Regions from separate parts of the Homo sapiens genome. Here region 1 is linked to region 2. A link is a loop called in an ENCODE intact Hi-C map of the cell type or tissue named here. Cell type or tissue: PC-9. All regions are shown on one strand. Links, peaks and the distances in the headings refer to the core of each region. The heading gives the core; the rest is flanking DNA.

Region 1 (15,706 bases), core at 5,826-8,325, 57 kb before region 2:
TTTAGTTTTCAAGAAAAAAAAATGACCTTAGTGGAAAAGTCTTCCTCAACCACTGTATTTCAAAAAGCACAGCTCCTTCACCATTACCATTCTCTATCTGTGGTACGTTAAAGATGGCCACAGATTCTTTAATACTCTTCCTGTTGAGAGGGAGGTCTATGTCCACTTAAATCTAGGCAGGTTCAGTGGTTTGAGCAATGGAATATAGCAGCAGTGGTGCTGGACTAGTTTTCAGGTTGAGGTCTTAAGAGATTGGCAGCTCCCACTTCCTGACTCTTGGAACAGTTTCTCCAGGAGCCCTGAATTTGATGTCTTGAGACCACCATGCTGAAGTGACCAAGTGTAGGTGCTCCAGTCAACAGTTCCGGCTGAGCCCTACCTTCTGATGATTCCCACCAAGGCATCAGACATGTGAGCAAACCCACTTTGGACTCTCAAGATAGGTCCATCTGCCAGTTGATGCCACTGAGTAGAAGGACCACCCAACTGAAGCCTGCTGGAATATCTGGCCCATAAAATTGTGAGATATCATAGAACAGTTCTTATTTCGAATAACTAGGTCTTGAGGTTGTTTGTTACACAGCACTAGATAACTGGAACGTGAACGCTCAACCTGCTTTGCTTTCTTTACCAGGAGTGCTGTCTTGGATCTAGCTCACACTGGATCACAGGAAGTTAAATTTTCAAGAATTGTATGAGCCAGTTATTAAATAAAGCCACCATCAGGAATTGAATGATTTAACTTCCAATTAAATTAATTATATTAAAAATGAAGTTAATAAATTCTCAAAACTCATCACTTCCTAGTCTTTTACTACATATTTCTCTTATGCTCTTGAGATTATTAATGTCTATGATATCTGTGTGGTGGAAACACTCTACAGTCAGGCCCTACTGCACTCTCCCAACTCCCTATCCAATGACATTGCATTGGTAGCTTGAAATTAATCGTGGTAGAACTATTTACACCACAGAAATTTTCCAATGCCTCTCAGAAAACTGGTTGTTAGACATTTATACCAGCACACCACTACCATTGTTTACTGCATTTATAACCATCTGATACAATTGTTACTTATTAATTATTTGCTTATTCCACACCCCCGACCCCTGCCAATGGAATACAAGCTTCTGGAGAGGAGGAGCTCTGTCTTTTTATTCATCACTATCTCCCCAGAACTTAGAAGAGTGCCAGGCACAGAGGTGTTCAGTAAATACTAATTGAATGAAGGCATCCTCCTCCTGTTGTTTGCTACATCCCACTTCTTGGAGACTGCTGGCTTCCTTCTCAGCAGCTGTGTGACTCTACCCCGCTGGCCATAGACACCTGATTCAAGCGGGACCAGTGAGCATCCCTGAACTGCACATATGGAATTGGGTGAGACAATGCTTTTGCAGAGAGGGAGAGGGGGACACAGTGAGAGCACAAGCCAGCAATTGGAGTGACTGGTACTTTAAAATGTGAATTTGGAAGCTATGGACAACCATTTTCAATTCACCATGAGGAATGAGTAGTAAAAATAAGAAGCCCTTCTTGCAAGAAGAATGAAGCCACTTCTCAGAGAGACACCATGATGAGACAGAGGAAGGGAGAAGACTCCCTGGTCTTTGCCCCTCCTGGGTCTCATGGATTTTTGCCCTTTAGTTCTGTGAGACTCCACTGTCTTTACAATACATTTTCCTCCCCTATATTCACTAACTTGAGTTGATTTTTGCAACCCCGTGTCTTAACAAACATAACCTCCATGCTTGTTTTAATATAGTCTCTCAAATTATTTATAATCATCAAAAAAAAATACCTAGCAAAAATATTTCCTAGGGATCCTTTGGGCAAGTTTAGGAGGCTGAGTCTTATTCAGTCTATGAAGTCAAAAACATGTACATTAGGATTGGCACCAGTAATTTCTCTTGTCTTTCTCAAAGTCATAGTCTGTTGAGAATTAGGTTAAAATGCAACTGTGGGTTCGAATAGCAACAATTTTCTTTTTCAAAGTTTGCAATTCTTTTTTTTTTTTTTTTTTTTTTGAGACAGGCTGGAGTGCCATGGTGCGAACTTGGCTCACTGCAACCTTCGTCTCCGAGGTTCAAGCGATTCTTCTGCCTCAGTCTCCTGAGTAGCTGGGACTACAGGCGTGCATCACCATGCCTGGCTAATTTTTGTATTTTTTGTGGAGACAGGGTTTCACCATATTGCCCAGGGTGGTCTCGAACTCCTGGCCTCAAGCAATCTGCCTACCTCGGCCTCCCAAAGTGCTGGGATTACAGGTGTGAACCACCACGCCCAGCCTACAAGTTTGCAATTCTTATTAGGGCAATGACTGTGGAAAGGACACTGAGAATTGACATGGTATGCAGTTCTGCATTGGAGGAAATTTTACTTAACTAGATCTTCTTTTAATATGGTCAGTTTGGGGGAGGGTAAGTCTGATTCCTGATGGTCTCACTTGTCAAAGAAATACTGGTCAAAGGACTTTTTCGTGAACAACTATGATTTAGGATGTTAGCCAGGTGCAGTGGCTCACGCAGGTAATCCCAGCACTTTGGGAGGCTGAGGCGGGTGGATCATCTGAGGTCAGGAGTTCGAGACTAGCCTGGCCAACATCGTGAAATCCCGTCTCTACTAAAATTACAAAAATTAGCTGGGTGTAGTGGCGTGCGCCTGTAATCCCAACTACTTGGGAGACTGAGGCAGGAGAATCGCTTGAACCCAGGAGGCGGAGGTTACAGTGAGCCGAGATCGGGCCATTGCACTGCAGCCTGGGCCATAGAGTGAGACTCCATCTCAAAAAAAAAAAAAATTAGGATGTTATTCTTAATTTTGCCACTTAACTCTGAAATTTTTATCACAAGTAAATGAACTAAAAGTCTCAAACAACACATACTCCCCACGATCAATACTTCATGGGTCCTTAGGTTTCATTTCCCTCACAGTAGCTGTCTCGTGTGCAGGGAAGGCATTTATAGCCTGTCCTCAGATTGGACGATGGAGAGCAGTCAGCCTCACTGTTTGCCAAGTAAGCCAGGGTTGGGAGGCACTCGTGATCAGGTTGAACAATGATTTTCATTCCCCCATCCTGGTGTTTCCTCTTTGTTTTGGTGTCTTTTATTTTATTCCCACATGAAGAAACAAAACAATTCAGTTTTAAATTTGTATTCTGCACTTTTTCTTGATTATGTCGGTCTGTATTTTTAAGAAAAAAGGGGTTTCGAAGTTACCTCTCATTTGATCACCATTCTGACCGAACCAATTCGTAACCCAACCATTGTCTTGTTGCTGTTGGATATTTGTTAGATTATTAAAAATTATATTTCACTACTTCACTGATATTAAGGAAAACAAGAAGTGAACACTGAGTGGCTGGGAAGTGCTGGGACAGTGCCCCTCCATCCCAGAACTTTGGCTTATTTGAATTAAAACAGATCTTTCTTACCCACATCAATGACATATTCCGGGAATCACCACCACCACCACAGAAAGAGGCTGGAGGCTCTCCGTACCCTGTTCATTCCTTAAGGGCCCTGCTTCCCTTATTACGTTAGTCTATGGCCCTAAATATGCAAATGAGAGTTGAAGGTTTTTAAAAGGTAGAAAGGAAACGATTTACTAATTTATTTTCTGCTTATATTTCTTGTGGAGAGAGTAAGGATAGAACCAACAAGGGGCGGAGTAGCTGAGAAAGGGGCCACCTAAGAGTGAAACATACTTTATACCAGAGGAGCAGGGAGCCTAATGCAGCACATTATCATTTGTTATTTGGGTTTAATAATTTTGACATCTTTTCACTCATACACAAAAAGTCAGAACTGGTTTTATTTACTGTTGATTTCATCCTCCTGTGGATGAAATAACTGAAGCCTAAAGGAATGGACTAGTGCTACTGACCTGTTTGTTTAAATTATTTTTGTGTTAATAGTACACTTTGAGTATCTTTTTCCACATTACAAACTTTCTGAATTATAAATGTTTTCCTTACATTATTTAACAATGTACACTTTAAAAAATATAAAAGTTCAAACTTCAGGGGTTTCTCAGCAGTCATTAATTGTACATTTTGCACTAACTCTGGGTGTTGCGTTTCTTGTAAGATCGCGCTTTGTGCTTCAGTTTGTTACCTTTGTAGACTTATTTAATGAAATCATTCAAATAAACCAAACTTGCTTTTGTTGAAAAATAAAAATAAAAAAATAAATAAAACAGATCTTTCTGCATCAGAGGGAAGGAAGGGTTTTGACATGAACTGTTGAATGGCACCTTCCAGGTCATTCTGAAACTTACCTTGAAGGAAGCTTTGCATGCTGATTGTATTTGCTCTTAATTGTGCTATTCTTAGCCAAGCCTTCTCCCTTTTATGTTGCCAAAAACTATGTTGCTTTTCCTTCAAAATCTACATAATTGTTAAAAAAAATTTAAATACTTTCAAGCCTTTAGTCAAGTGCAGAGAGCAACATAACCAATACCTACGACTTACCACCCAGGTTTAACAAATATTTACCTTTGGCCATAATGACTTGAAGTCCTTCTTAACGAAACCCAATATTACAGATGGAAATAAAGCCTCTTTTGTAGCCTCTCCTTTCCTATTCCTCTCCCTTCCTCATGACTGGTTTTAAGATGTCACCACAAGAGTGACGGCTTCATGTCATTATTCCTCAGGGCTTTCTCACATCTGAGGCACTATGATTTAGGGCCATTTACATCTCCACGATCATAAAAGCCACTTTTGAAATGAGCATCCAGGTACATAGCCTATGCTTTGCAGAGTGACAACTGCAACTTCCTACAGATGGACTAATTGTCGTGGGACTGTGCTCTTCTTTTTGTCTCCAGTGTCTGGTGGGGGTCCTCAGGCACCTCATGTCTGTCAGAGCCTTCATGGTTTCCTTGGTTCTGAATTTCTCATGTATTCCATAATTTCATCCATGTTCCATTTACACTTCAAACTTCCCCCGACTCGTGTTCCCCACTGCAAATTATTACACTTCTAGTAAGGTAAATGAAGAGTGACACAAAAGTTACGAAGCCAAGAATTTTCAATATGCCTGTGCTACAGGAAACTCCAGAGGCCCTTTGGTGATCTGGGTGAGGGAGAAACAGTCAAATGCCCCATCTCCTTACTCCCTGAGAAGTGTGATTCTCCACATAGATAGACCCTCTGCCGTGTCTCAGCTACAGATATGGGCCGACACCATTCAGCCCTCATGCTCAGTTTCAAGAAGGCGAATCTCATTTAAGATTAATGAAGATAGCCAGGTGCAGTGGCTCACATCTGTAATCACAGTACTTTGGGACGCCGAAGCAGGTGGATCACCTGAGGTCAGGAGTTTGAGACCAGCTTGGCCAACATGGTGAAACCCTGTCTCTACTAAAAATACAAAAAATAGCTGAGTGTGGTGGTGCACGCCCGTAATCCCGGCTACTCGGGGGGCTGAGGCAGGAGAATCGCTTGAAACCAGGAGGCGGAGGTTGCAGTGAGCCAAGATCGCACCACTGCACTCCAGCCTGGGTGACAAAGCAAGAGCGCAAGACTCTGTCTCAAAAAAAAAAAAAAAGATGAATGAAGACTTTAGAGGAAAATTGCAAACCACCTGCCACAGGGAAGAACTTATCTCTGAGGTGCAGTTTACCAACTCTGATTCCCAAGCAACACAATGTGAAAGCGTGGAGGAAACAGAAGAGCTCATTCAAGTGATATGTGTCCCAGGCATCCAAAATTGGCAAAAGGAACTCCATTTCTGTAGGACGGAAAGCTGGACTCAACTTTCACTATGTCACTAACATCAGGAGAAACAAAAAGTGAACTCAGTGTTGAGCGGCTGCTGGGAAGTTCAGGGCAGGGCCCCTTCATCTCGGAACTTCTGTTTGTTTAAATTGGGCCTTTGTGCCCAAGGACAACTTTCCCTTCACCACATAGCAGGTGGCCTCCCAGAAATGCTTCCAGGAACCCACTTCCTTGTCTGGGTTATTCTGGCCCATGCACGTATGCAAGGTGCCAGTACTGGTGTGGGGGCCAGTCAAGAAGATCACAAATATAATAGCTAGCTAGAGTGCTTAACATGTGCCTGGCACTGCCCAAAGTCATTTATCTACTTTAGTTCTTATCATTCCCATAACAACCCTATTAGCAGGTACTGTTAGCATCCACAAGGTCACACAGGAGTACAGTGGAACTAAGGCAGTGTAACCCCGGAGCCTGGGACTGGGGGTCATGCTGCTGCGTCCCCTTCCACACAGCTCTAGGACAATTACCATAAAACCACCTCGGCAGCCAGACGCTGCTAATAGCTAACTGTCTAGCAAAGGCTGCATTGTCTTTGCAGCCTTAAACACAGCCCTTTTAATTGGAATTGCTTCCTAATTCAGCTTCATATATCTTCTCTCCCCTCACACAAAAGAATCCATTGTGCGGATCTCAGGAACACAATGGATGCTCCTTTGATATACTTTGCATGTAAATGTGAGGAACAAGACTCATTTGATTTCATTATATCCTTTATTGATGTGCCTGCAGCATTTTATTGTAGGTTTTTGTGACTAGAATTCCTAACAAAGGAGGGAGTGGGCTTCTAAGCTGGCAGCTCAGCAGAGAGAGGATTTACCACATCGGGCTCTAAAGGGACACTCAACTCATTGCTGTTGTAGTTTCCAGGCTTTTTAAAGGGCTAGGTGTTTTTAGGAGCTGGTGCTGTTCTATGCCAGTAAAAATGTTGTCAAGGCATGAGATGAATGCAAGATATTATCTTTGCTGCTATGCATTGGGTGGGGAATTTATTACAATTGCCTGAAAAGAGAGTCTGGCTGACATCGTATTACTGGGGGAATGTGCTTGTGTGCCCAAAACTGACAGAAATCCTGTGTGTCTGCTCAGTAGAGGACACACAGAGCTGGTACCTAATCCTTCCTACTGCAGTGACAGGCTCCTGGGACTATAGAACAGGGTTAATTATTCCCAACATTCTTCATTATAATTCTAAATGAGATAATGATTAGAAATGGTACACAGTCATTGAACTAAAAATGCCCAAGGCATTTGCTGCTGGAGAAACTCGCACTTTCCCTATGACATGCTTATTTCCTTAAATCCTTTTTTTTTTTCCTCCGGGGTTGAGTCAATCTTTTTAATACAGTCATGCATTCCTTAATGATGGGGATGCATTCTGAGAAATGTGTTGTTAGGAAATTTCGTCTTTATGCAAACATCAGAGAGTGTACTTACACAGACCTAAATGGTATAGCCTACTAAATACCTAGGCTATATGGTATAGCCTTTGCTCCTAGGCTACAAACCTGTACAGTGTGTTACTGTATTGAATACTGTAGGCAACTGTAACACAATGGTAAGTATTTGTGTGTCTAAACATAGAAAAAGGTACAGTAAAAATATGGTACTATCTTATGGGAACATTGTTGTATATGCACAATCTGTCATCGAGGCAAGCATCATAATGCGGTACATGCCTAACTGGAGCCTCTAGAACTCCCTTGTGCTAGATGGTAATAGCTAGCAATGATTAAAAACATGCTAAGTATAGGCGTACTTTATCAAAGTCTTGCATTTAATCTTCACACTAACCCTACCAAACTGGGATTTTATTATTCCAATTTTACAGATAAGAGGTGGGCACAGAGTGGTTAAGAGCTTTCCCTGGTGAACACAGGTAGTATGCCAAGGTTCCAGGACTTCAACCCATTAAAGTCTGATTGCAAAATGTAGGATACTGTCTCATAAGACCGTGAGCTCTCTTTCCTTAACATCCTGGCTCGAAGGTAGGCCTGTATCCTATTCAGGAGCCTCCAGTGTCTATAGCCCTCCTGGTGGACATAGCTTTCTAGAGGCCCGTCAGCCTCCCTTTTTCGGTGTCCCAGATCAATCTGTGTTCATGCTGCTATCTTCCAGCAAGGCTCATCTGGGACTATCCCACATCAGCTGAGGTTTCTATGGACAACTGCACTTCATGAAAATGAATCCAAAGTAGTTTTTGGTTACCTGTTCTCCAGTTTAAGAAATCCTGATATTAAAAAATCCGTATCGGTACAACAGAAGCTTTAGGTTGCCTAATTATACACACTCCAAAAAGCTAATTTGCGTTACTTTGATTTACTGCAGAGTTTCTTCAAATGTTGAGCTCTCTGATGCATTTAAAGTGATGTTCAATTGATGACAAAATTTATTCACAGCTTTTAGGAGCTAAAGCATAACATAAACAGCCTGCTTTAAGTAAACTTTTAAATATATTCATATATTTCCTATAACCTAGGATCTCCAATGCTAAAAATTACTAGAGATTTTTCAAGGCTTCTACACATCAGTGGAGCCCAATTCTTTCCCCTACCCTTTCATTCCATTTCAAAATGGAGTATCAGAATGATAGAAAAATCAGTAATCAGGTAATGCTTTTCAGTGACCCCAGGGCTAACACACTGCTTTCTTTAACTATTTGAAAGATCTTCACATTTTCTAGCTGGTTGGAGAGTTGGGTGAGAGCAGTACAGAGGGTGTAAATACTATTATCTTTCAAAGACATTGCAAAGGAGCCAGCATTGCTGACTAATGCATGTAGACACTTTGGAAGATAATCAGTAACCTTAAGATTAAGTTTTTTCTCTTTGTTTTGCAAAAAGATGTCTGAATTACATAGCAAACCAGCTACGATTAGGGATGTGCTTCAGATAATAATCGAATGAGTGATAGTTTTTATTTCAGATCTGAAAAGGAATCTGTTACTGCTTTTCTCACTTCTGTCTCCCCATCAAGTGGCAGTGCCATGCTGTGGCTCTTAGCAGCTGTGCATTTCCAGTTAGCTTTAATTATCATCAGGCTCATCATGTTTTTGGTAGGTTGGTAGGTTCCCTATTTGGCCTTCACCCCTCATTTTCAAGCCCTTTTATTGAGTCTTCTATTGCTTGTAGCAAATTACCAGGAACACAGTGCCTTAAGATAGCATATACGTATGATCTCACAGTTCCATGGGTCAGAAATCTGGACACTGCTTAGCTGGCTTCTCTGCTCAGAGTCTCACAAGGCTGAAATCACAGTGTCAGCTGGGGCCAGAGTATCACCTGAGACTCAAGATCCTCTTCAATTTCATGTAGTGGTTGGCAGGATTCATTTTTTTGCAGCTATAGAATTCATGGCAGTTTTCTACTGCAAATCCAGCATCTCTGAATTTTAGACTCCTTTTAAAGGGCTTGTCAGATTGGGTCAGGCCCATCCAAAATAATCTCTCTTAGATTAATTTAAACTCAACTGGCTAAGGACCTTAATTACATTGGGAAAACCCCTTCATTGCAATATAATGTAACATAATCATGAGAGTGATGCGCCATCACCTTTGCTGTATTCTACTAGCTAGAAGGGATATCTGCACTACTATGTTTATTGTAGCACTATTCACAATAGCCAAGATATGGAATCAACCTAAGTGTCCACCATGGTTGAATGGATAAAGTGTGGTATATATACACAATGAAATATTAGCCATAAAAAAGAATGAAATCCTGTCATTTGCAGCAACATGGATGAAACTGGAGGCCATTATGTTAAGTGAAGTAATCCAGGCACAGAAAGACAAATATCACCTGTTCTCACTCACGTGGGAGCTAAAAAGTGGATCTCATGGAGGTAGAGAGTAGAATGGACAGGCATGGTGGCTGATATCTACAATCCCAGCACTTTGGGAGGCCGAGGCAGGCAGAGTGTTTGAGTCCAGGATTTTGAGACCAGCTTGGGCAATACAGTAAGACCTCATCTCTACAAATAATTTTTTTTTTTTTTTTTTTGAGATGCAGTCTCACTCTGTTGCCAGGCTGGAATGCAGTGGCGTGATCTCAACTCCCTGCAATCTCCACCTCCCAGGTTCAAGCGATTCTCCTGCCCCAGCCTCCCGAGTATCTGGGACCATAGGCGCATGCCACCACACCCGGCTAATTTTTGTGTTTTTAGTAGAGATGGGGTTTCACCATGTTGGCCAGGATGGTCTCGATCTTTTGACCTTGCGATCTGCCGCCTCGGCCTCCCAAAGTGCTGGGATTACAGGTGTGAGCCACTGCACCCGGGCATCTCTACAAATAATTTTAAAAAATTATCCAAGTATGGTAGTGCATGCTTGCAAGTCTGAGCTACTCGGGATAAAAATCAGTTATATTGATTATCTGGTCTTTCAAAATGATATAATCAGAATAATTATTCTGGCTATATTAATGTGCCTTAATCAGTTTTATAGTATTCTGTCTAATATTATGCCACTGATATTTTTCTTTTTCTTATTCTTTCTTTATACAGACAGGGTCTTACTGTGTTGCCCAAGCTAGTCTTGAACTTCTGGTGTATTAGTCCATTTCACACTGCTGATAAAGACATACCCAAGACTGGGCAATTTATAAAGGAAAGAGGTTTAATTTCCTCACATTTCCACATGGCTGGAGAGGCCCCACAGTCATGGCAGAACACAAAGGAAGAGCAAAGAAGCATCTTACATGGCAGCCAGCAAAGAGAGAATAAGAACCAAGCAAAAGGGGTTTCCCCTTATAAAACGATCAGATCTTATGAGACTTATTCACTACCAAGAGAACAGTATGGGGGGAGCCGCCCCCATGATTCGGTTATCTCCCACCAGGCCCCTTCCACAACACATGGAAATTATGGGAGCTGTAATTCAAGATTAGATTTGGATGGGGACACAGCCGAACCGTATCACCTGGGCTCAAGCAATTGGCCCACCTCAGCCTCCCAAAGAGCTGAGATTATAGGTGTGAGCCACGTACCTGGCCTTACTGGTATTTTTCTGATAAATTTTTTCAATATGGTCTTATTAAATTAAAATTTTTTTTGAGACAGGGTGCCCAAGCTGGAGTGCAGTGACATGATCTTGATGCACTGAAGCCTTGACCTCCCAGGCTCAGTGATCCTCCCACTTCAGCCTCCTGAGTAGCTGGGACTACAGATGCATGACACCATGCCAGGCTAACTTTTTGCATTTTTTGTAGAGACAAGGTTTTGCTGTGTTGCCCAGGCTATAAATTAACTTTTTACATATAATTGCTCAACTCATTTTAAAGATTGCATTTTAGGGTTATAATACATTTTGAAATTGTTATCACCTTTAGTTGATTCTTGTCTGAGAAAATAACTCTGTACAGGTGCTGAGGCACTTGGTAAACTCAGAACGAATTCTGCTAAAAATATACACATTTTCAATTTAATTTTTTATTTGAATTTTCACAAATGAAATATTTAATTTTCAAATTGAATACTTCATCACAAATATTTTCACAAGTGCTATATTTTTGTCTCTATTTAAAGTAAATATTTCAAGTTGGGTACGGGGGGGTCACGCCTGTAAGCACTTTGGGAGGCCAAGGTGGGTGGATCACTTGAGGTCAGGAGTTCAAGACCAGCTTGGCCAACATGGCAAAACCCCGTCTCTACTAAAAATACAAAAATGAGCTGGGCGTGGTGGCACACGCCTGTAATCCTAGCTACGTGGGAGGCTGAGGCAGGAGAATCACTTGAACCTGGGAGGTGGAGGTTGCAGTGAGCTGAGATCGTCTCACTGCACTCCAGCATGGGCAACAGAGTGAGACTTCATCTAAAAAAGTGAAAAGTAAAATAAATATTTCAGCAAATAATTTTATAAATAAAAATTCATTGAAAAAAGTTGTCTCTATTTACCAATCTTTTCTTGAATGTTATACCAAATGTAGGTGCCCCCAAACTGAAGACCTTCTGAATAATTTTCCCATTCTGGTACAGAATATGAATTTATCCAGTTAAAACAGGAATGTTATCAAAAGATATTTCCCACGAGATGATATATTCTGAAGCATAATCATGGATCGTTTGAGCTCTCTTTTCTAGTTTATTCACTTTCCTCTTGCTTTTGTCAGAATACATTTTGATATTTTTCATTTGCAAGCTTTGTTTTCAATAATTGCAATTTATTAAAGCATCAACAGCCTGAAATATTTCACATTTTATTTAATAAGCACTTTGACTTAATATTTCCAACTAATTTTGAATAAAATGCAGGCCAAATTCAGAAGAATTTTTTATATAAATGTTCAATGTCATTGATAGGCACTTAGGTTAATATATAAAATAGTTCTTCAAAGGCTCAAGTATTTCTAAAATTCTACAAATAACAGAAAAAAAGACAAAGCACATAGTGCCATGCTGGCATAATTAAGAGTGTTCAACATCAGCTTTGTAGTTCATAACACTGTATTTAATCATATTTGTTCACTTTATCAACCACAACTTCTTCATTGATTGGTAGAATATCACAACTTGTTTGAATATGACTGTAAATTATAACTACACCAATTCTTAGTACATTTCTGCTCCACAACTGGAGAACACTGTTTTTATCATGACTTTCTGCTCTACCAAAACCTGTATTATTATCACCACAGAAGTAAATTTATTTTCAAATTCCTACTTTTACATAGAATTTTCAAACTCATTCACAATGATATCGGTGTGACAAAATTAACATCTAAAAGCTCTATTTCGATTCCAAGAATTAGATTTTTAAAAATTGACCCAATATTGCAATTAAAAGATTTTCTATTTAAAATAAATAGGCTGGGTGTGGTGGTTCATGCCTATAATCCCAGCACTTTGGGAGGCCAAGAGGGTGGATCACTTGAGGTCAGGAGTTCGAGACCACCCTGGCCAACATGACGAAACCCTGTCTCCACTAAAAATAGAAAAATTAGCTGGGTGTGATGACATGTGGCCGTAATCCCAGCTACTTAGGAGGCTGAGGCACGAGAATCACTTGAACCCGGGAGGCAGAGGTTGCAGTGAGCTGAGATAGTGTCACTGCACTTCATCCTAGGTGACAGAGGGAGACTGTGTCTCAACAACAAAAATAAATAAAGTGAATGATGATGCTGACATAAAACTGGTGATAATTAACTGTGATTCTGTTAATGGAAACAATACATAACATTTCTTGTTTTACTTTTTCTATGTACACAGGGAAACTTAAAATGGAAAAATATATTAAAACATGTCTAGAAGAACATTCATTTGATTGAAACAAAAAGTCAAGCTTCAGAGTGATATGTAAATGGACCTCCTGAAGCTTTAGTGGTTAACTTTTCTGCCAGCACATCCTTAAAAATAACTATTAACCATTGATACCTTTGCTTCCTTGGCAGACTTAGCCTTTTGATTCTCATGTAGGCAATGGTATCATTATGACCCCCATGGAGAATGACAAATGTCAACAAACTTTTTGTCCAAGAAACATGTTCACTATTAACTTTCTTAAATTGGATGTTTAGTACTTAATTTTTCATTAAATTTCACCTCTATTGATTTCTATTTCCTTCTATAGCTCTCATGGCTGTCAAAGGATTTAATGCATATAAACACATTATCAATAAAATAAATAACTGTAGATTTACAGTAAATGGCAAAACCACTATGTAAGGACTTAATCTTGGCTGGGCATGGTGGCTCATGCCTGTAATCCCAGCACTTTGGGAGGCCGAGGCAGGTGGATCACTTGAGGTCAGGAGTTCTAGACCAGCCTGGCCAACATGGTGAAACCCTGTCTCTACTAAAAATACAAAAATTAGCCAGGCATGGTGGCCTGTGCCTGTAATCCCAGCTACTTGGGAGGCTGAGGCAGGAGAATCGCTTGAATCTGGGAGGCAGAGGTTGCCATGAGCTGCGATTGTGCCACTGCACTCCAGCCTGGGCTACAAGAGCGAGACTCCATCTCAAAAGAAAAAAAAAAAAAGAACTTAATCTCTAGACTTTCTCACATATGTTATACACTGCGGTGTCCATACATCCTATGTTTCTCATTGACCCCAGTATCTCCCAGGCTGTGGCACTGGCCATGGCACAAATAGTTGGCACACCAAGTGGCCAGTAGGGCAGCAGCTTCAAATACTTGCCCTGCCACCACCTGAAATCAGGAGTCAGTAGCCATGACAAGGGCTTGCTTGTGTCATGGTGCTCTTTGTTTTATCAGTGGGTGCCCAGCACATATCCTTAAGAGAGAAGTGTTGGTTTTGTGTCACATGGAAAGGTTCAGGAGAAGAGAGACAGAGTGTCACCAGTTGTCTGTCACATTTAACATGGATTAACATGAGAACTGTGTTCACCTCACATGCATATCACACACTATGAGGTGTGACATGGCAGACACTGAAAATACAGAGTGAAAATACAGGAGAATCACTTGAACCCTGGAGGCAGAGGTTGCAGTGAGCTGAGATTGCACCATTGCATTCCAGCCTGGGTGATGGAGTGAGACTCTGTCTTAAAAAAAAAGAAAAGTTAAACAAGATAAATAGCTCTTTACCCCTTTTATGTTGTATCTTGCATTATGATCTCTGCTTTCCTGGAGAGAAAAAGTAATGATTAAATGATTTCAAATTTCAAAAATCTTTTTTTCTATCTGTACGTCCTATTTGTTCTTCAAAGAGCATGTATTATTAACATAATAATAATGAAGAAATAAAGTAAAGGTTGGACTACTAATGTCCAGGTTGATGGAGGGAGGAAAGAATCAATAGCAGAGACAGTGGCCACCAGAAGGAGATCAAGGGCTGCATTTTTCAGTGCCGTGCACAATGCCTGACTCCTAGTAGGTGCTCAAGGACTGCTTAAAGAATGAAAGAATGAATGCTCAAAAGATGCTAGACAGAGTTCACAGCACATGGAAAGAAAGAGAGAGGCTAGAAAGTGACAGGAGAGCTTCCACTTCAGCTAGGGCACATCACAAATCTGACAAAAAAGGACTGATAACCTCCAAATGTGGGAGAAACCTAGGTCAGAAGTGTTACACTAGGCTTAAATGCCAAGATCTCTGCATTCTCCGAGTACGCTTCAGGCCGCTAACATACCTACGTCTATGGAATTGGAAAGCCTGATTATGGCAGGTGAGAAGGTTGCTTTCTACTATTAAGTGATGACAAGGTCTACAATACGCTGAAGCCCCACTAAGCACAGGTACCATAACTAAAAGGAAAGGCCAAGTTCCTAATGTAAACAAAAACAAAAACAAAAAAAAGGAAATTCTATATCCCCCAGAGCTGAGCTGTGCAAGTTTCAAAAGTGATTTGAGGGTGTTTTAGAGTAAACTATTACTCCTATGTGTCAGGTACAGCTTATTGCAAGGGGAGAATGGAGACTGGCTTCTTTGCTAGGCTTCACTAACATGCAATTGTCCAATGAGGCACTATTGTTTGCCCTACTACCAATAATAATTTGTACCACTCCTCAGTCTTTTCTTGAATGCCTGGATAAAAGTCTATCATGTGTACTAAGTATGGTGTGTGCTTCTCCATTATTCATGGGTGTCAACTGCACAGGCACATTTCAATAGTAATTGTTATTATGTAAATAATCGAATCTGAAATTACTAATACATGTAATTTCACCTGAACTAACTGTAATGAATCTTGAGTGTGTAGTTGCATTGACGAGCTTCTTTCCTAGGTGAGGGGCAGCGCTCATGGGCATCCTCACTCTGTGCCCACATGGAATCCACAGGTTTGATAGGTTTTCAGAGAGGCAAGGAAGGCTTTCTTTAAAAGAGCTCTTAAATCTTCAGGTCGATACCCCTTTCCTTCATGGAATTTTGAGTGACCATTATATGAAAACATTTAATCAGTTGTAATGGAGAAGCAGCATACTGTGATTTGAGAAAAGAATTTCAGATTTTCGAATAATTTTTGATGGCTCTT
Region 2 (15,706 bases), core at 5,677-8,176:
CAGAACCAGGAAATGCAAAGATCTAAATTTTTAAGACTAAGGGGAACTTTTATTTTTCAACTGAAAATAACCTTTTGTTATTACAAACACAGTATATGTGTATTGCAGAAAGTAAAAATAACATAAATAAGCCATATATATATATAATGTAAGCAAGAATATAAACTCCTTTTTATTTTCCAGGGATGATTCCTGCCACCTCTTTACTGTCTGTTCTCCCATATCTCTTTCCAATTATGCATATATGTATTTTTTCTGAGAATAAGGTCACACTTCACTAGCTATTTTGCCACTTGCTTTTTTTTTTCTTTTTTTTTTTGAGACAGAGTCTTGCTCTGTCCCCCAGGCTGGAGTACAGTGGTGCGATCTTGGCTTACTGCAACCTCCACCTCCCGGGGTTCAAGCGATTCTCCTGCCTCTGCCTCCCGAGTAGCTGGGACTACAGGTGTACGCCAACACATCCAGCTAATTTTTGTATTTTTAGTGGAGATGGGGTTTCACCATGTTGGCCAGGCTGGTCTTGAATGCCTGACCCCAAATGATCCACCCACCTCGGCCTCCCAAAGTGCTGGGATTACAGGTGTGAGCCACCGTGCCCGAATTTTGCCACTTGCTTTTTAAAGTTAAGAATATCTGCTATTTAAATGCATTTTGTCTTATCTAATATCCAGTCTATGATCACATTTTTCCCAATTGTTTAGAGGAGCTTTTAGAAACAAATTTAATATTCTAAATTAAAAAAATTCATCCAAAAATTAAATATCAAGCTTTGATAACTAAGGATGTTATTTTAAATATTCACTTGATTTGATTTGGGGATTTATTTCATGGGAGGTCTTTGGAAGGCCTAAAAGTTGGTATTGATAATCCCATGGTCAATCTGTCACATAGATTGATTCTGATCATGGCTGTAGAGTTACCAAAATTACAAATGAACTGCCTGGGTTCTGGTGAATCCAGGGACTGAAAGGAGACATTCTGTCAGTAAGTTTCTAATAGAAATGAAAAAATATATGAGAGGAAGGTAATAATATTTGTATTTGTAGCATTTTACTTTCTTTCGAATACCTCATACCTCATGCAACATGTGAATAGGGTTCACCTTGGGAGCAAGTTAGGACCTTTGGAAAGGGCCTAGGTACTTGCTGGCCATTAGAGTGGATCCCATAAATGAGTTTTGAGTTTTGTCCTCCAAATAATATCCCATGTTAGCCAAGAGTTACAATTCTTCCAAAAGAGCCACAACTAGTTAAAGAGAAAGATTCTTTTTCCAGTAACTCATCAATTGACATTTAGAGGAAAGGATTTAGGAGGCTAAAAATATGGCTCATTGCCTAAGACACACAAATTTCACTCTTAAGAAACAAATTTCTGGAAAAGCGGTACTATTAGATTCAGATAAATGTACCTAATTTTCCTTTTGCCTCCCTACTTAAGTTTTTAAATATAAAAGTAATCTAAACCTATACATTACATAAAATTTAACAAATATACAGAAAAGGCAAATCACCATTTACTTTCCTAATCAAACAATCATTAGCATTTTGCTATGGTTCCTCTAAGTATTTTTTTCTATGCATATGCCATAGTTACTATCTCATATATATATATGAGATTTATATATTTATACATATATGCTTACACATAAGTACATACCATATGTCCATATGTATGTACATATATGTAAGCATATATGTACACTTACTTATACATACACATAATTCCTTATATATGTCACATGTACTACATATACATAAACATATATGCTTGCATTAGTCAAGGATTTTCTTAGATTACTATAGTCTTTCTAATCAGTATTTTGTAGTTGTTACATCCTATTTTATTGCAGTATTCAATTATTTATCCATTCCCCTCTCGATGGAAATTTTTCTTGTTTCTATTTAGGACCCAGTGTCTACTGGCCCACCCACTGACTGGGACTGAGATGCTCCGCGGAGGCTTCTTCCTTCTCTTCCCCACCCATTCTCAGGGCATATCTCCAGGATCCACATTCTGGAACATTCCCTTGGGGGGCCTGATCTCAGGGGTCAAGCTTTGTTTTGGCTCTCTTGCTTGGCCCTACCCCGATGTACTTGACATCTTGAACTTTTTCTTCTTGTAAGTCTGCCTTGCCAGGAATTTGGACTTAAAATCTCCTTTCTTCTCCGCTTCTTTCCAATCCTGTCTGCCTCTTCCCGGCTAGTCCTGGGTTTATAGATCTGTGCTTGAGCCAGAGTGCTAGGCCTTAGCTCACCATTGGACGGAAGGAAAAGGTCACTAAATCTCTAGTTTCTGCCTATAAATAACACTGGGATGAACTTTTTTGGTTAAGATTTCCCCCCCATATTAAGGATTATTTTCTTAGAATAGAATCCCAGAAATGGAACTACTGAATGTGATTATTTTTAAGACTGTTAATATTTATTGTTGAATGAATGTAGCTAATATTTATTAACCTTTTCTGAGACATTATCTCATTTAATTCTCACAACAGTCCTATACACGTTCCTATTATGGATAAGGAAATAGAGGGCTGGACATGGTAGCTAACGTGTGTAATCCCAGCACTTTGGGAGGCAAAGGTGGGAGGATTGCTTGAGTCCAGGAGTTCAAGACACCATTCTGGGCAACATAGAGAGACATAAATAAATAAATAAATAAATAAATAAATAAATAATTAGCCAGGTGTGGTGGTGCAAACCTGTGGTCCTGGCAACCGAGGAGGCTGAGGTGGGAGGATTGCTTGGGCCCAGGAGGTCAAGGCTGCAGTGAGCCATGATCATGTCACTGTACTTCAACCTAAGTGACAGAGTGGGACCCTGCCTCAAAAAAAAAAAAAAAAGAAAGAAATAGAAAAATGGGGGTTTGTGTAACACTACAATTCATTATTTTGGGCTGTCATCATTTTTCATTATATTTTAAAAGGTATCAATAGAACTTTGTTAATGTGTTTATTTTTGGGGGGCAGAGTGTATGGTAATGGAAGTTTGGTTAAATAATTTTCTTTCTTTTAAAAAACAGTTGTGATTCTTTTTTTGAGCATTAGTCATACAAAGATTTTCAGATTTTTTTTTTTTTTTTTTTTTTTTTTTTTTTTTTTTTTTTTGAGATGGAGTCTCACTCTCTTGCCCAGGCTGGAGTGCAGTGGTGCGATCTTGGCTCACCACAACCTGCACCTCCTAGGATCAAGCCATTCTCCTGCCTCAGCTTCCCGAGTACTACAGGGACTACAGGTGCGTGCCACTATGCCTGGCTAATTTTTGTATTTTTATTTATTTATTTATTTATTTTTTGAGATGGAGTCTCACTCTGTTGCCCAGGCTGGAGTGCAGTGGCGTGACCTCGGCTTACTGCAACCTCCACCTCCTGGGTTCAAGCAATTCTCCTGCCTCACTCAGCCTTCCGGGTAGCTGGGATTACAGGAATGTGCCACTACACCTGGCTAATTTTTTTGTATTTTTAGTAGAGACGGGGTTTCACCATATTGGCCAGGCTGGTCTCGAACTCCTAACCTTGTGATCCTCCCACCTTGGCCTCCCAAAGTGCTGGGATGACAGGCATGAGCCACTGTGCCCGGCCGATTTTTCTATTTTTAATAGAGATGGGGTTTCGTTATGTGGCTAGGCTGGTCTCAAATTCCTGACCTTGTGCTCCTCCTGCCTCGGTCTCCCAAAGTGCTGGGATTATAGGTGTGAACCACCGCGCCCGGCCGAATTTCAGATTTATAAACAAAATCAGTTTAATACTAAAGGATAAACAGTAGGGCTCATTGTGAACTCATTCATCCAATATTTCAGCACCTACCTGTTCAGTGCTACTGTGTAGCACTGTGTTAGGAGCTGTGTGGATACTGCACTAGAACAAAGCTTTACAAGGGGAGAGGCTCTGCTTTGTTCAGTGCTGCATTTCCAGAGCCAGGACAGTGCTTGGCACGCAGTGAATATTCAGGAAATCATTTCAGAATGAATGAAAATATGGTCATGCACTGTTTTTACCAGTTACGGTGAGTTCAGCTGTGGGTGACAGAAACCCCTAAATTACAATGGCTTAAACTGGATGTAAGTTTGTTTTTCACATGAAATAAATCTCGAAAAAAGCAGTCCTGACTGCCAAGGAAGGTTCCTAATACCACCAGGGCCCAGTTTCCTCCTGTCTTATTGCCCTGGATTTCTTGGCATATAATTTTTTACTTCAGAGTCTCAGCTGACTGTGTGGGCTCCAGCCATCATGTCAACATTTCCAAGGAAAAGAAGAAAAGAAGAGCATGCTTCCTGTTTTTCACAGCACTTCCTGGAGGTTGCACACAACTCTTTTACTTAAGTCTCATTGGCCACAACTTAGTTACATTGTCACATCTAGCTGCAGCAAGGTTAAGAAATGTGAACTTCATTATGGGTGGCCATGTGCCCCAAGTAAAATCAGGAGTTCTATTTATGTGGAGGAAAGAAAGAATGTATTTTGGGAACAACTCGCAGCATCTCTTGATAATGAGCTTAAATCTTAGGAGGTGAAATTATAAACACATTAAATTTTAAGTAACCACATAAAACTGTATATTATTGAAATCAAACAAGTAGTACAGATGATAGGAAGCACAGAGAGAGAAGATCCTTACAAAATCTTGGTTGATTAACTGCAGGAATATAGTGAAGGGCAGCATCATAGCTGAGGGGGTGAACCCGATACACAGAGAGTAGTGGGGAGAATTGGAGTCCAGTCCAAAGGCTACAGATGTTTTATATTAGATAGAGGTGGTAAAAATACAAAAAAAATGCACAGTGATTAAGAATAAAATTCAATCTGCTTTTGATCATCAAGAAAAGGTCATAGTAATAGTTTTAAAATCAATATATTTTATTTAAAAAGACTTTTACCACCTTTAAAGAAATCTTTAAAGCCATGTTACTTAGATTTCCCCCTGCAAGCCTCCTGTGGTTCTGCTGTGTTTAATCGGTGGTTCACCAAGGTTGTAGTTTTCTCTATAAGGCTCTTCTATTCTCTTGCAGGGCACAGAGCACTCAAGGGACTCTTGTGGCCAATGGAGGTTTCCCTGAGAGTTGGGAAACTATAGTGCCCCTGTTCTATAACTGCTGTCTCAAAAACAAGTAACATAAAGAAGGGAGGAGTGAAAATTTGGTCCACGTATTTAGAGGCTGAATTTCTTTCTCTTAACTTACTAGTTTAAAAATTATACATAGAGTACACATACATTAAATAATTAGAAAATAAAGTTAAACATAAAGAAAAAATAACCTGTAATCTCCAGAGATGGCCTCTGTTAATATTTTGATGTAAGCTCTTCCAGACCTTTTAGTGCCTTTTTATAAATACATTCACTTAAACATTGATTTAAAAAATACTCTCAAATTGCTGTCTTATAACCTGCATTTTAAATTTAACGATCTAGTGTGAACTTTTTTTGACCAATAAATCTAATCGCGTCATCATTTCAAATGGCTGCATAATATTTTATTGGGAAGATGTCAAGGGCCGATTTCTAGTGGCAGGAAATATGTCTGCAGTACTTCTTTTATCAGGAATTTAGGAGAGCTGCTAACTCACAGGAGCTGAGTGGGAGCAGAAGGCTTGAAAGAAGGTCATCAGAAAAGGTTAGTTGCACAGTTGCCCCAGGCTGAGAGACTGAATCTAATACCTGGACAACTGGTTACTCCCAAAGGAGGCTGTCTGGAGATGTGGCTGTCAGCATGGATGGGTATCTCTCATAGCCTGTGGCTCCCCCAGGAAGCCCAGGTGAGGGCCTCTTTAAAAGCAGATGGCTCTGGAGAAACCACCTCAGGCCAGCAGCTGGTGTTCTGTAAACAGCCCTCATCTGCCAGATGCTTGCCTGTTCTCCAGTTGGTGTTAGAGACTAAGAGCTCTGTCAAAGTGGGTGTAGTTTTAAAACTTCTTTAGCTGCTACATCGTCCCCCAGTAACCTCACCCCTTCACCCCAGCATTGTTCACATTCTGCTACCGATATTTGATTTACATAGAAAGCAATTACTTCATGAGCTGGGTATGTGCAGTGCTTAAGTCTTCTCACTCAGGAGCCTTTAGAAATAAAACTCAGATTAGGTAACAGCTAGGGCAGGATCATTGAGAACATTTTTTAACAGTGACATAATGACTTTCCTCAGTTATTTTCCCATTGTTTGAAAGGAATCATTATCTCTCTGTGAAACCACATTTGACATTGAGGCTTCAGTGAATTTCTGAAAGGCTGGCCCTTCCATCTGAATGGTAAGAGCCTACCTGCCTTCTGATAATGGGCTCTGCACCATCAGGGTACAGAATGGATGCTGGGTGCTTGCAGGCTGCCCTGATGTTATCCATTAAGGGTACATATCTTACAATGTGAGAACTATATCTGATACAGATTTTGCTCCACAAGAATAAACTTATTCTTACTTGAGGATAAATGACTGCAGGGATCATTGGCTTTTAAGTGTCATAATTTTTTATGTCATTATGAAAAAAATGGGGGCTGCAGTAAACCACTTAGTATTATATTTCCATTTTCTGGATAATGGATTAGGTGTAATGTTCCAGCAAAAGTGTGTAGACCTACAGAGGGGAGGCTAGAAATAGAACAGGATACAAAATATGTACAACAAAGTTTCCCAAGAAAGTCAAGTTAGCTTTCCTCTGATATGACCAAATATTAAAATATAAGGTGAATGCTTAGGAGAAGGGTTCATGATTGATGGGGCACTAAATTTTTAAAAAACCTGATTAAGTTCTTAAGGGACCCTAAAATGGGAATTTGGAAAAGGCAAGGGTAGTCAGAATAGCAGAGATTAGGGCTGGATAGTAAACAGTAACCTGGGGAAGTAATTAAAGATAAAAGCAGAAGAATTCAACACGGGAATGCTGAGATGTGAACTTGAGAAAAAAAAGACAGTAAGAAAGGGACATAACAGTGCATATAACCTTTATATAGTGTGGAAATAAGATATTTTAAAATTCTGACTTGGGTTTTCAACTAGGAAAGCAGGAGTTTTACTAGGACTCATACATTCTGAATAAGAAGAAGAGTCAATTTTACGATTTTTGATAAAGGGGAAATGAAAAGCTGCCTCATGTTTCTAGTGGACAATCTTTTTGAGGTAGGTTTCCTGGAAGATATTCCTCCTGTATGAGTAGCTCTCGCTCTCTCTCTCCTTTTTTTTTTTTTTTTTTAGGTGAACTAAGGTCAAAACCACTGGCCATTGGGCTAGGTGTCCAAGGGTGCTGGTGTTCAGAGAAACAAAATACTCTGAGAAGCAAATGGGGAAATAGAGAACCACAAAACACTTTGGGGAAGGTCACACTGGCAAATATTGGCATAGCAAATTGCTTCATAATGTAGGTATTGCTGAAAAATTCAGTGACCCCCAGGGTAAGTTGTGGATTGATTGGCAGGAGTCCAGTGAATAGCTTGTTTTAGGGTTATACATTTGATGTTGTCACTTTATATTTTTCTCAGCCTCCATTTCTATACCTATAAAATAATGGCTTTGGAACAGATGATCATGATTTTAGCAAAGACTGAGGAGTGGCTAGAGCTGTGCTGTTGGGGGTGTTGAGTGTTATTATCTAAGATAATAATGCACCAATCATCTAGGTAGAGCTAGCTAGGAGTACAAAATCTACAGAAGTCATGAAGCTTAAGTGCTGATGGGTCAATGGTGGAAGAGGGAACTTCTAGGACATGGTCTTTGGGCATAGTCAAATGGCCAATGCTTTGGCATTTTGCTTTTAAGGCCTTCTTTCTGCCTGGCTCTGGACCTGAGCCTTGTCAGTCTTATAGCAGCCATGTCTGGGAGCAGCTGTTAAACACAGATATATTTGTGAGAAGTTTGCAAGTATCAAAAAAAAAAAAACAGTGGTGACAACTTAAGCAAAATCAGGGAACTTATTATTAGGAGACAGGAGTGACTTGGGACCTTGGGAACCAACTAGAACCAAAGACCGGAAGCCTGTTGGAACTTTCCATCTCTAGTCTTGGTTCCTGTCTGTGTCTCTGCCAGATCTGTTAGGCATAACCTTATTCTAGTCAGCACTATCAGAACACAGTTGGAATACAGTATCCAGGCCCGGTCATCACATCCTGAAGGGAAACATGAAGGCTGTTTAAAGGAGAGCCATAGAATGACTAAAGACCTAAAAAAGAAAAAAAAAATTATGTCAGAGAGGAGATGCTAGAGGCCTGGAGATAATTCATTGAGAAAAGTCTGCTATTGGTGCATAAAACGGTCTTAATTAGATGATGGATTATTAGTGTAAGAAGATGATGACCAACTGTTCTTTGTTTTCACTAAGGATAAACTCACAGAAAAAGTGAGTCAGGCTAGATGAAAGTAAAGAGGTGATGGCAGTGGTGACTGTGGCATTATGATGGCTTTCAGGAGAAAGCTGAGGCTTCTCCTGCAACCACTTGACAGACAGGTAACTTGTGTCTCTCTGGAATGATGTCCATTCTGTCTTCAGGCAGGAGGATGGCCTGGAAGGGCCTATCAACCCTTCTTAATTTGGGGGGCAGGTATTTGGTTGGGTCATAGCAGCTCTTAATTTTTTCTGGTGAAGCAGTGTTTGAAGGGGCTTCTTAGGCTCTTTGGTGTTTTCTCAGGCTTATATCGTACTATATTGTACCATTAAGTAACTTTCTACCTTTCTGGCCCCTCATCTCAAGTTTCAGTGTCTAGCTGACAAAGTGCATTCATATTTTATTTGCAGGTTTGGAACATATTTGTTGCTGGTTATTTAGAAAATTATTAAATCTGATGTTCATGTTGTTTTTTGCTTTCAAGGCATCCAGTGGCCATTTGAGAGAAATGAGACTGAAATGCTTATTTATTTTGCTTTCAATTGCATGATTTGACTTTTCAAATAAAAATAATTAACATATCCTCTCCAATTACAAAAGAAAAATAATCCCTCCTCCTCCTCCTTAATTGCTTTAAACTCAACATTTACCTCATTTAGATACATGTGACTCAAGTACTGAAAGCTGCTCAGCTCATAATGTGAGGGGGGAGGGAAGAGTAACATTTTGTAATGAAATCCTCAAAAGTAGCTCTAAATGTTGGCTGCCTTATGTCTTAAATGACATACTTCATATGATAGAAAAAAGTCAATGAAAAGTTTGATCTGGTATTTATTAGGTAAAAATGGCTTCAGATGTTTCCCAGCTAAATAGACCATGGCAGAAAAATTATAATGAAAGAGCAGAAGAGTTGCTATGGGTGTTTATTCCCTAGAAAGCCATTAGAATAAAAGTCACCCTCACTTTTTGCTGGCCTCTCTCTGGTGCATTAATGTCACTCTCAAGTCCCTCTCTGAGATGGTGGTGTTTCTGACCAGCCAGAAGTAGTTTTAGTGATGAACAGATTATTTTCTGAAAAAAATGAGGTTGTCACTAAAAATAAGGCCTCTGAATAAAAGAAACTACTTGTATCTGATAATGACACACACATTTTGACACCTATACACTGTTTTGCTTCCAGATAGATGTCCATTTAAGTCACCCTATAATGCCTTCCCCCACATACTACTGATTTTCCCATTATATTTCCTAATGATGGAAATTTCTTATCTAAAGTTATTATGGCCCCAATTGTTACACTCAGTATGGTTTTGTTTTATTTTTGTATATTAGGTTTGGGTGAAATTATAAAGAATTTGGGTTCAGAACTGTGCTCGCCTTCTGGAGTACCTATCACTCAGGTGAGAGGTACCTTTGGAGAGGGTGTGCTGCCTAAAGCCACACACCACTGAGTAAGATGACAGTGGACAGGTGAGGCTCGAGGGGCCTGGGCTACTGGGAAGGGCTTGTGCATCCAGGAGCCAGGTGGGTGTGGTGGGAATGGGAATGGGGAGTAGAGGTGTCTCCTCTGTGAGGGCGGGCAGGCAGTGAAAGGCCAGAAAAACACCCAGAGAGCACAAGTCAGACCTTCTTTTTTGGAGGAACCACTGAGATGATTGTTGGGGACCTGACTGCATCCAGAGCTGTGTCTACCCTATGAACCTTCACTTCCACTGACCCTGAAGTCCTTTAGAAATGTTGGCACTCTCATTAGACGGGCTGTTTCATCCTGATTTCACATTCTCCCCATGTGCTAGTCTTGAAACCATTAGGTTTCTCCTGTTTTTCTTATGATAACGTTGCTTGACTAGACAGTGTCGTTTTAGCCAATAGCCCAAGGCAAAAGCTGAGTGCCAGGCTTTCTGTTTATCCAGCCTTGCAACCCTCGGGTGCAGGCAACGCTCTCCCTCTCCCTTACTGTGTTAGTCTGCTTTCAGTTAGATGCCTTCCCAAATCTAAGAGTAAAGGTCTTTGGATAGCAACACCTGTTGTATGTGAAGCAACTGGATAGGGTTATGAATCCTCATGTGGCTCTTCCACATTCAGTGAGAGAAAAGCACGCAGGTTCACTTAGACAAAGCTGGCTCACCACTTTACAGTTTAGATGGCATTTATTCCCTGAATTGGTTAAAAGTAGAAGTCTCTAAGAAGATTAATCTACTCTGCAGAGATTTTTTCATGAAATAGAAATGCACCCTTTTTTGGTCTTTCTCTTAACAGAGAAAATGAGACAGCTGTCACCTGGCCCTTGAAAAGATAGAACTTTTCACTAAAGTTGTCTGGATATATACATTGCCCAAGTTCTCCCAAGTCTTACCACTGAACCATGTCTGCAATGGTCATGTTCCTTGTCAGCTCTGGGGGCTTTGAGCCTTGCTGATACAGAGCAGAGTAGGAACGGGAGTGGGTGTGTAGGTGAAGATGACTGGAACTTTAATCTCTTCCTGAGGTCTGTTTTTGAATTTGCCAAAGATAGAGGACAAAGCTTTGAGAGTGAGAACAGTGGTGGAGAGAAAGAGCGTCTTTTTAAAGAGGTGTTGAGATGATGGGGTCAGATGGCTTCAGGAAGGCCAAGGATTTGTTGCTAAAGGTAGGGGCAGTGTCATCGGGACCACTTGTGGGTGGATGAGAAGTGAGCTAGCCAGCCCAGGGATAAAAGCAACATGAATTAATGAGGCTTCTGAGAATCCTCAGCAATTGGACTGACCCCTGCTGCCTAGCTTCCCAGGGTGGGTTCCAAGCACAGTGTGGCCTCACATTCTAAGTAGCTGACAGCAGGAGGTGCTGATATGGAGTAGTGGAGGAAGGGTTTGCCAGAAGAGAAGCTTGGGAAAGTCTCAATCCCCAGGCTTTGGAATAAGTAGAAGAAAGCCTTGCTACCCTAAATAGTGACAGCTGGAAATCACGAGGGAGCATTCTGTTTGGGAGTCATGACCCTTCCCGTCACATTTCTGCATTCTGGCAGGCTGTTGGAGAGATCTGTGTGACAGCCTCACCTTTCAGCACGCCTCAGTCACACCAGGGAGACAGCAGGAGTGAGGAGGAAGGAGAGAGAAGAGAGCTTGCGCCTGCTTCCTAAACAGTTCCTTCTCTCTGGGTCAGGACCAGGTTACAGAGGTCACCAGTCATGTGGTAACATCCTGATGATAAGGTGGAAAGTCTCTCCTCTACTCCCTTGAGGTGGCATTTGCATGGGCCATTAAAGAAGGGATGTTGATCTCTCCTGGGCCATCGTCCACACACGTATCTCAGCCCTCTGCCAACCCCCTCAGCAAAGGCACCCGGGTTAGAATCTAGACATTCACAGTGGGGAACTCTTGATTTTTAATTATGCAGGAAACCACTTTATCTTTTTAAAATGATAAATGACTTAGGAGAAGCAGACACAATCATGCCTTTTCAGGATTGTTTAGGAGATTTGGAGGTAGAAATATGATGGATTGGATTTGAATTCACTTAGCGCTGACTAAGATAAATTGTCACTAAAATCATAAGGCTGCATATTTTCACAGTCAAGCCCATTTCACTTTTAAAACTAGCTACTCTCTATAGGCTTCTTGTCAGCAACAGGGAAGGAATGGGATAATAATTATCAGATTAGGAGAACACCATTAAAATCACTAAGGTAGTCTGCTTGCCTGGTTGAAATATTTGGTTAGGAGGCTCATCTCATTGCTTCCTGCAGTTGCAGCAAGTGAGGAAATATCCCTGCGGCCACCGTTAGAATGAAACTTACGCATTCCTGTCGCAACAAGCACCATGATGTTCCACAATGAATTCAAAGCAATTGTCTGTTCACATCATTAAAAATAAAAAACATTTCCGATTCATCTTAGTAATACTCAGATAAAAACAATGAACTTGCTCTGGGCAAAATTTTCCTAAAGATTATATATTCATAATTACTTATATATATGGGCAACCTTTGAAATAATACACACGAAACTGGTAACTTTGAATGTCTCTGAAGGGAATCTGGATGATTAGGAGAGTGGGCTATTATTATTTAGATTACAATGTAAAAACTACTCATTAAAATATTACCTGTTAATATTAAAAACATTCCTTTTAAATATCTTTTTTCTTTATTGAAAAGGGGACACCATGCTGGCTGATTTGCTTTTTCTGTTAAGTATGTGATGGACTCATAGTATACATTCACCTGCCCTGGGTTGTAATAAAGACAGATACAAAGACATAGGCACAGACATTACTGCAAAATCATAACAGAAAGCAAAATTCATCACGGTAATTGTCCCACCACATCATTGGCTGGAGGCTGATAATGGTTGTTAATTTAAATGTAAATTTAAGATAAACTGTCTTTTATAATGTATCTTATAAATATAGTATCTGTTTAGAGTAGAACATTTAGAAATGCTGATAAACAGAAGAAAAATCACCCATAGTCTAACCACTCTGAGATCATTGTGACTAACCTTTCAAAATATATCCATATATATCTGTATAGGCCCCTTTTCTATGTTAATCTTTTTATATTTGGCTGTGTCCATGCATGTGCATATGGGATGCTGCCAACTAATTTCCCTCCAAGAGCCAGGCAGATAACATAAACGTGTCAAATCAGCTGGATATAAGGTGAATTGGAGAATGATGAGTATTATGCTAACCTGGAGAGCTTATACTTTGCCTAAAGATATCTCAAAGTTTCAGTAATATGTGGCCAAATATAACAATGTAGGCAGGATTTAGCTTGTGGGCCACCAGCTGATTTCACAGGAGGTAACCAAGGTTATTATTTTCTTCTGTATCTTTTCAGAGATATTCTGTATGAGTGTATGTGTATATTTTAGCTGTGCACACTCACACAAATTCATTCTCTCCTCAACTTCTGGCTCTTTTTGTTAAGCAAATGATAGCATGCCATTTCCAATTTTACCGCTGAGACTGAGACTGAGTCAAATATTTTGGCAGATAGTTTATTGTACTGTCTGCATTATCACTTATTACCTCCCTCCTGATCATCTTCTAGGTTCTCCTTGGTCCAACTCAGAGAATGTAGGGATTCTTTCCCACTACAGTATGTTTGCATTTCCTTTTAGTGAAAAATCTCTTCCTACTTTAAACCTTATGCAATTCCCTACCCTCTTCTCTTAACTTTAAACCATGTCAATTTCCTTTTACTTTCTTTCCCCGACTTGTTAGTATTTTAATCACCTAACAGTTATGATTACCTTCAGATTCCACTAGCATTTTATTATGCATGCTGCAAGAATCGTAATAGATGTTAAGTAAGATTAACCCTGAGCTTGACCTGTGGGTCATCCTATTAGAGTCAACAACCTTCTCCAAATTGAATGCCATGTCATCTATCATTGTACTTTCTAAAGTCTCTTGCCAACGGTTTTAGCTGTGATGAGCTGCTTTCAATATCACCCATCTGCTACCAACTCCTATCTAGCAATATAACCATTTAATGAAGAATCTCGTTCAACTAATAAGATTATTAGGCAAGATTCTGTTGACAGTGCACACATTGGCAGCTTTTCTTGAGTGCTTTTTAAAAAAATTGCTTTGGCTGCAGATAAAGTGACGCTTTTCCCCAAGGTGTGTAGAGTTAACAAAGTACAGTGAAAATAGCAGAGTTTAAATCTTGACTTTATTGATGGATGATCTTGGTAGGCATCTGACTATGGAGCCTTGATTTCTTCATTATAAAACTGGGCTAATATCCGTTCCAGTTATGTCACAGGGTTATTGGAATAATGTTACAAAACGAATGCAAAATCACCTTATCGAATGCTATCTGAGAAGATTCTTTTCCACTTCAGGGCTACTCAACAATCAACTGAGAAAATAGGATAGCAGTGGATTTATATTTATACTGTTTAAAAACCACAATTCCCCTCCAAACCTCCCTACTCTTCTTCAACCTTTCCCTTAGTACTCCTTATTCAGCACCTGAGTTTGATTCTGACTTCTTGGAGGCTCTGGTCAAAGGTTCTCTGCTTCCAAAATCTTCACTTTTAGCCTTTCACACCTGCACTGAAGATATTAGGCTCACTTCTTCATCCTAGTGTATATTTCCACCTATGCCCGGCTTCTTTTTTTAAATCTCCTCCCTGAAGTTGCTCCATTCATTGCTCCTTTGTTTTTGAGACAGGGTCTGACTTTTTTGCCCTGGCTGGAGTGCATTGGCATGATCTCAGCTCAATATAACCTCTGCCTCCTGAGTTTAAGCCATCCTCCCACCTCAGCCTCCCAAGTAGCTGGGACTACAGTGAACATCACCATACGTGGCTAATTTTTGTATTTTTTGTAAAGACGGGGGTTTCACCATGTTGCACAGGATTGTCTTGAACTCCTGAGCTCAAACAGTCTGCCTGCCTAGGCCTCACAAAGTGCTGGGATTACAGGTGTGAGCCCCCGGCACCCAGCTGCTGGTCCATCTTTTTGGAGTATATTTTTTCTTCTCAGGCAGCTCCTTCTCTCCTACGCGTGTGCCCATGTTTCTTTTTCTAAAATCCTTCCCTTAGTGCAGCTATTTCTTTAAGGCTACCACTCATCCCATCTCTCTCCTCCACACCACCAGATATCTGCTCCTTCCATTCCCTTCTCACTCACTTTGTCCTTAGCTTCTTGCAGTCACATCCCCCCCTCCCCATACTACCCTGAATGGGGTAGCTGAATCTGATGCATTAAAGGTCACTTTCTGATAACCAAATCTACTGATGTATACTCAGCTCTCATTTTTCTTGAATTTCTTACAACTTTAACATGATTAGTAATAAAACATAATTCTGTTTTTATTCCCGCCTTCCCAGTCAAGTTTCTCTTTTTCTTGCTCCTCCAATTCAGGTGTTCTTCAAGGTTCTGTCCCCAAGTCTTGATGATCTCATCAAGTCTCACATCTTTTGTGAATAATCACCAAATACCCAGGTCATATCCCAACTGTAGTCCCAATTTCGAGGCCTTCCTTACCAATAGCTGGCAGGGTACCTCTACATGAAGGTCATGATGAAGCCGTTCAAACTTAATATTTCAGTTGAACTTACCATCTTCTCCTCAAAGCTGGTCTGTACACTTGGTATCCCTATTTCCGTTCAGACAACTTTTCCTGTAAATTGACAATTACTTCTAAATTGCAAAATAAACTGAACCCCAGGTCTCTAGGCTGTCGAACTGGGTGAAAAGCAAATCAGGAGAACTATTAGAGTAATAGCAATCAGAGTGAAATTAACATGAACCACAAGAGAAAGCCAGGCAGGGGAACAGGAAATCAACATCAAGCATTTTGCTTAGGAATCAGATGACCAGTGCTGTTCAATATGCCAGTGTTTGTATTTCTAGTCTTCCTTCAAGGCTCCTGCCCAGCAGATATGAAGACTGGGCCCTCATTGC

What was found. Peaks named below come from ENCODE experiments on the same cell type or tissue, not always from the same donor. Only the 100,000 strongest peaks of a DNase experiment are listed, where the experiment ranks them.
Region 1: a loop joins it to region 2, with 5 times the contacts of the local background. A loop is called at or near these places in 1 of 110 quality-filtered maps.

What each region holds. Positions count from the first base shown.
Region 1 is chr14:58,600,997-58,616,702 of GRCh38, forward strand. No RefSeq gene overlaps it. Among named protein-coding and RNA genes, the nearest start is that of DACT1, 29 kb to the right of the region's middle. In PC-9, for the core only: no CTCF peak of the experiment used is centred there; a DNase peak (open chromatin) is centred at 7,135; H3K27me3 peaks cover 615 bases.
Region 2 is chr14:58,657,948-58,673,653 of GRCh38, forward strand. No RefSeq gene overlaps it. Among named protein-coding and RNA genes, the nearest start is that of DACT1, 28 kb to the left of the region's middle. RefSeq lists enhancers at 5,221-5,722, 5,723-6,223. In PC-9, for the core only: no CTCF peak of the experiment used is centred there; no DNase peak of the experiment used is centred there.